Regions from separate parts of the Homo sapiens genome. Here region 1 is linked to region 2. A link is a contact called in ENCODE Hi-C data. All regions are on one chromosome and are shown on one strand. Each heading gives the region's core, a stretch centred on a gene start or an enhancer-like site at or near the end of the contact. The rest is flanking DNA. Distances are from core to core; before and after follow the strand shown. Region 1 holds the start of HOXD10 (homeobox D10). Region 2 holds the start of SP5 (Sp5 transcription factor).

Region 1 (3,251 bases), core at 287-2,786, 5.4 Mb before region 2:
AAGGGAGCCCCCTACTGTGGCCCACCTCTAAGCACTGGGGGAGAGGAGGAGGGTTCCTTCTCAAAAAGCCAGATCCCTGGCTCTTTGCCTTAGCCCAGCCCTAAGGCTGGCCTTGCAGGGAGGGCAATGCGGGTTCCACTCTCCCCCTCCGCCTTTGCCCTCTTTGCCGACGGATTGCAAAGACTGCAGCACTTTTCCTAAACAAAGCCAAGGTTACCTAGCCCAGCAAAGGCAGTAAGCCCTGTTTCCCAACTCAAGCACCAACCAGCCCAGCCATCTCTTTCCCCTCACCACCCCCAAGCTCGCAGGATGCGGGGTGCATACACTTGAACACGAACACGGTGCCCTGGATCACCTTAACATGATCATTGGGCTCAAGGCAAAACTGGAACTGCAAATCTGAGCAGGAGAAAAGAGGCTCTGTGGTCGTGTTTATGAGCCGCAGGTCTCCTTTGCGCTCTTTTGTTGTGTTCAGGTCTAGCTCAGGAAAAATAAAACCGGCAAGCTTTTCCTCTGCCCGGGCGCCATCAGCGTGGGGCCAGGACTGGCGGAGAGGGCCAGGGCAGCAGGGGAGAAGCGGGGACTATCTCAGGGCTGAGATCACCCCTCTAAAACCAGGCGGAGCAGCACCTGCCAAGTCGGGCTCCGGCTCGGCGCTGGGCACCCCGGCACTCCCTCTCTGCCGGGTTCCCGGGCTGCGCGCCCCGCTGGGGTGGCAACTCTGCTCATACCGACCTTTGCTTTCCTTCTCCTGCACTTCGGGACTGGACACGGAGACCTCAGCCAGGCAGCTCCTCTCTTCGGGAAGGCCGCCTTTGGCCTCGGGGCTCTCCACCTGGGAGACTTTGGTGGGCTCCTGGCCGCTCACGGGCTCGTTCATCTTCTTTTCCATCTGCAGCTGGGCAGCGGAGAGCTGCGGCTTGGCCGCGCCACGAGGGTTGAGCTGGAGCATGACAGTGGAGCTGCCTTCGGGGCTATTATTGTACTCTTGGGTTTTCCCGGTGGCGTAGGTCTGACTCAGTCTAAAATATCCAGGGACGGGAACCTCAGGGTTCTCAACGGGACAAGACTCAGGGACCAGCCTCTGGTACGAAGGGACCTCGGCCGAAATGAGTTTGTTGCGCTTATCAGAATACATGCAGCAATTGGATTCTTCCTTAATGTTGGTGGTGAAGGAGCAAGTGGGGACTTGCTGTGTAACAGGTTGCTCTATTCGACAAGATCTGTTCGGATCTGTCCAACTGTCTACTTGAGGTATATAAGGATGCACATTCATACCCATATTTTGGTGGTTCACTTCTCTTTTGGCCAGAGACGGGAGCAGTCCACAGGTTTGCATTCCATAGGTCCCCATGTCTGCGCTAGGTGGTGGCATGTACATGCTGGCGCTGCTGGAATAAAAACTGTCACTCCTGCAGGCACTGATCAAGGAATCTACTAAAAAAGTATTAGCAGCAGGAGAGCTGTTGGGAAAGGACATTTTGGGGAAGAATTTGAAGAAGAGAGATTGTGTCCTTTGTAGGCTGACATCTCTAGGAAAACATTCCCCGTGTAATTGTGGATGCCTCTGCCGACCACATGACAACCAAGCCAATGAGATTTGAAAATGGCCTTGAGCCGCAGCCTCCTCTCGGGTCACGTGCTCCAGAGCCTGGCCGGCCGGCCGGGTAAGCACGGACAACAGCGACATCTACTACGCGCCCGCGATAGTGCGCGCTGGAGACAACCGGCCCAGCGCTCTCCGCCGCCCTCCTGTCCGCCTCTCCAGGGCTCGCTCGGCCAGCCCGCCCCACTCGCGTCCCCCGCTTCGGCCCCTGGGCCCAACCGGCGGAAGGAAAGTCTCAGCTCTAGGGGCCTCCAAGTGGACACGCACGGACGGGGAGGGAAGCCAGAGTGCCCTGGCGCCAGCGCACAGAAGCATTCCCCCCACACACAACCAGGCAGAACGCGCTTAAGAGGGCCGGGTCCAGGACAAGCGGGTGGGGGCGCAGGCTGGTTAATTTAGTCCCGGGCAGCCCAGCGGGAAGGTGAGTCGGATTCCGCGGGCCCTGAGACATCCCACCCCAGGGGTCCAAAGGAAAGATCCCTTGGGGCTAAGAAGCGGCCAAGGTGTCTCTAGGAGGGCGGAGGCAAAAAGGGCCGCGAGGGCCGGGAGGCCAAGCAGCTGGCCGGGCCCGGATCCCCATGGATGGGTTGGTCCCTGCGTTGTCCTCCCGCTCGGTCCTCCTGCCTGGCTCCGGGTTCCTATGCGCCCCGGAGGGCTACACGAGGCTTCGGCTCTCAGAGGAACCACACCCTGACCTCTGCGGGGCCGGACCTCTGGGAGCTTTCAGCCCAGAGACAATTCTTTGCCAGCAGTTCACTATCCGCGAAAGCGTCCCTCGGGCTCCCTGTAGGAGAACTAAACAGAGGTTTCTCTCCCCACACCCTGATAATGGAGGGCAAACAGGAAGGAAGAAAGGAAAAAATAATTTAAGAAAAGGGGAAACTCTGACCCTCAGAATCCAGAAGTTTTAGAAAACTGACTGGGCCAAGAAGGACAGAGAGAAATGCAAAGGTGTCATTTTGGTTCTTCTGCAAAGAAAAATGTTTTCCTTTTATGGATTTTGTAAAAGCACTGGTTTCTGACAAGTGCAAGGTACAAAAGGTTGTGGAATTTATTAATACATATTAAGAAGAATCAGGGCGATCAATAAAATTCTCATCTACATTCTTGGGCTACTTGGTAATTTTCTTGCTTCTGAAGGTTTTTAAAGAGTTATGCCCGCTGTTGCCACACACGGGAAGATACTTTATTAACAAATCAATCGAGACTTTGTAAAGGATAAGATTAATAGTTAAATTTACCATAATGGCGTTCGCTTTATGAATTATTGAAAATTATACTATTGATTTTTTTCCCTTCGCTGCTAACCAAGAAGGTCATTTTTGTTTTAATACAAATTGTCAAATATTAAAAGCTATACTTTTGTCAGAAGTTGAGTTTTACAGTTTTGGACAATTTCTGAAATTATTTGACAAGGCTTTGCTTGGGTAAGGGAGGGGAAGGAGGTGGGAATCTTAGTTCTCTGTTTCCTTTGGTGAGGGAAACTTCTATGAAGAGGATATGGTCTGGGGTTGTGGTCCGGCTCATTAAAGAACCACCACTACCACCACTACCACCACTACCACCACTACCACCATGGAAACTCAGAGTTTTATGAGAAACTTCAACAACTTCCTCCCTCCCTCTCTTGCTGCAGGCGGGTGAG
Region 2 (2,905 bases), core at 183-2,682:
GAGGTCGTCGGGGGCCGGGTTGGGTGACAACTGGCGGCAGGTGGGCGGCGGGGGCGGTGGCGGCGGCGGAGGCAGCAGGTTGGAGTAGCCTGGCGGCAGCGCGGCCTGCGCCGCGTAGGGCACGTAGGCGGGCGCGCAGCTGGCGGGCAGAGCCGCCATGCTCGAGGGCAGCATCTTGACCGGCGAGAACTCGTAGGGGTACGAGGGGTCGGCGGGGGGTGTAAGGGGAAGCTCGTGCGCAGCCCCGAAGGACGGCTGCAGGTGCGTCTTCTGCGGCGTCAGCCCCAAGCTGGGATGCGGGGGCGGCAGTGCGCCTGGCGAGTGCGCCGGCATGTCGGCGGTCCACGGGTGGAAGAGCCTGGAGGGTGAGCCCAGCGCGGGGTCGTAGGGCACCTGCAGGAAGTCCGGGGGCGCCGCCGCGCCCGGCTGGCCGATGCGGCTACAGGTGGCGGCCAGCAATGCCAGGGGCGAGTGCTTGCCCAGGTCCGGGGAGGCGCTGGGGGTGCGGTCCTGCATAGGCGGCGAGGGAGGGCGGAGAAGAGACAAAAGGTTAGCTCCAAGCGCGGACTCCGGGCCAGCCCGCCGCCCCCACGCCCGCTATTATACCGCCGCCCCTCCTCCGTCCCGGCCGTCCCTCCCCCGCCACCGCACCCCACGCACGCACCCACCGGCCGAGGGAAACTTTTGGTGCCTGCGCTACCTGAACGTGGGGCCCGCGAGCGCTTCTTGCTAAACTACTTGGTGCACTGAGACGCCATCCAGCCTTAGAGGAAGCAGGCGCGAAGTGGGAGGGGGAGGCATCCGACGGGCCCCTCCCGGCTCCGTGGTCAGTAAGAGTCGGGAAACACCCACAACCCCGCCGGCCGGCCGCTCTCCCTCCCATCTTTTAAGCTCTCTTGTCCTCACTGCCTTCGCGCTCCTCCCTGGCCCGCCCCAGGCTGAAATCAGCAGGAGGGCCCAGCAGGGTGAGCTCCGGTCCTGTTCTCGGCCAGCCGGGCACCTCCGAACAATCCCGGATCCACGCGTCCCTCCAGCAAAGGCCACACCGGATTAGGTGTGAAGTTGGCGTGGGCACCCCTAGGCCTGGCTCCAGCTGCACCCATCGGCGGGGTTCCCTTTGAGGTTCAAGGTGCACGGAGTACCAGGAGAGATCCGGACACGGCCCTTTCCACCTTTCTCCCGCCCCCTCCGGGCTCGGCCCTGACCTGGAGAAAGGCCTGCAGCGAGTCGTTCCGGAGGACGGCCACCGCGGCCATGGCTACGGCTTGCAGGCCCCTGGCTGCGGAGCGGGACGCCGCCGCCGAGGCATGGACACCCGAAGGCGAGGACGAAGGGCCGCCCAGCCTGCCTCCCTGGCGCCTGCTCTGAGCGCCGGGGCCCTCCCCGCCCTTGCCCCTCGCCGCGCCCCGCTCGCTCGCCCCGCGCGCGGTCTGAGCGCTTCAGGATCACCTCCAAGAATTTGATAAGGACTTTGCTGGGCCGCCAGCCAGTCAGAGGGAAGATTTATGGCTTTGAAGTTTGCCGCTACCCAATCATCAAAGAATAGCGGCTCTTTCAGAAGCGAAAGCAAATCCTTTGAATCCACAAAGCTCCTATGGTGTGTTTGTTGGTCTGGATAAAAGAACTGATTATTAGGGGGGATGGGAAGGGAGGAGATAAAGGCGGGACAATTAATGAAGTAATCACTATGTGGGAAATGTATATACACAAATAATTGGATTTTCCTGATCAAAGGGGGCCTTGCCGCCTGGAGACCCGCGCTTGGGTTGCTCGAGACACTCTTCCCGCCCCCCCCAACATACACACACACACACACACACACACTTGCAATTAAAGATTTGCACCGACGCAGCGCCCAAAGTGACAAAGTGTCTTTGTTATCTCTGGAAAAATCTGCCTTCGGCTTCCAGGCGCCGGACTTTGAGACGGCAAAGAGTGTAACTCTCCCCTGTATTTACTTGCACACCCTGCACCCTCGCCGCACACGCACCCGCCCGCGCACACAGCGGACCCAAGCGAGATCCCCGGTGGGGCGTGGGACCGACAGCGCCCGGCCCGCCGCGTGTCCCCCGCCCGCCGCGGTGGGGCCGAGGGCAGGGCTGTGACCTGGGGCGGGGCCGGGCGGCCGCCCAGCGCGGCGTTGGGTGGCGCGCACGCTCCAGGGCCGCCCGCCTGACGAGCGACCGGGGCTCTCCTGTGACGTTCCTGCTGGCGACCTGGAAGTTTTCCTCAGGCCACAACTTTTGCAGAGTGGACCTGGGAAAAACACCCGCGCCGCGCATACCCTCAAAGCTGAGCTCGGCAGGACACCCAAGGCGACCCGTCATGCCCACCCGAGGGGAAGAAGCTGTGCTGTCCCGCCCCCTTCTCCCCAGGCCACCCAGGAGGCCCGGGCTGGGCTGTGGGGGGCCGAAAGCCCCAGCGCTGCTGGTGATTTCTCGCCCGGAGCCCCGCCAAGCCAGCGCGCCCTCTCGCAAGCCTGGCAGACCAGGAGCTACTGGAAAAAAGGCGCGGTCGAGGAAGCCTGGTTGTTGTGGTCCCACAAACCACAAATCATACGAGAGAGGATCCCGAAGGCGGGAGAAAAGTCAGTACAGACTTGTTCCTGCCACCTTTGGAAAGAAAAAGTTCCTCACCAGGCGCGGGGCGTGCTTTGCTCTGGGCAGGGTCGCGCTTGCAGGGGCTTGGGTGACCCCCATCCCTCCCTGGCGGCTCACCTCCTGCCGAGGAGGGCCACCTGCCTCCTCCTGGCCCAGGGCGCAGGGCGCGTCCTGCCCCGGCACTGCGGACGCGGGGATCGCCTCTCCCGGGCGCGCGGGCGGGGAAGGAGGAAGAGGCGGGCGGGGAACCGCGGGGTGCTCACCGCCCTGGGGCATTAGGGGTGCGGAACCGCGTTGGAGGCCTC

The links. A loop is a pair of places that touch in the nucleus more often than their neighbours do. Pooled maps may share reads with other maps.
Region 1: a loop to region 2 is called in a pooled map, with 10 times the contacts of the local background. The contact joins the promoter of HOXD10 here to the promoter of SP5 in region 2. A Hi-C loop is called at or near these places in 3 of 50 pooled maps.

What each region holds. Positions count from the first base shown.
Region 1 is chr2:176,115,063-176,118,313 of GRCh38, reverse strand. HOXD10 (homeobox D10) reads right to left here and starts at 1,536. Exons shown (of 2, transcript NM_002148.4): 1 at 736-1,536. The coding sequence starts at 1,480. It also overlaps a transcript of HOXD11 not described here. RefSeq lists an enhancer at 1,970-2,642.
Region 2 is chr2:170,713,864-170,716,768 of GRCh38, reverse strand. It overlaps SP5 (Sp5 transcription factor), which reads right to left and starts at 1,432. Exons shown (of 2, transcript NM_001003845.3): 1 at 1,206-1,432; 2 at 1-510. The coding sequence starts at 1,256. The region is part of intron 5 of ERICH2-DT (ERICH2 divergent transcript); the gene reads left to right. It overlaps LINC01124 (long intergenic non-protein coding RNA 1124), which reads left to right and starts at 2,202. Exons shown (of 1, transcript NR_027433.1): 1 at 2,202-2,905. RefSeq lists enhancers at 1-270, 271-1,058, 1,059-1,848 and a silencer at 2,066-2,115.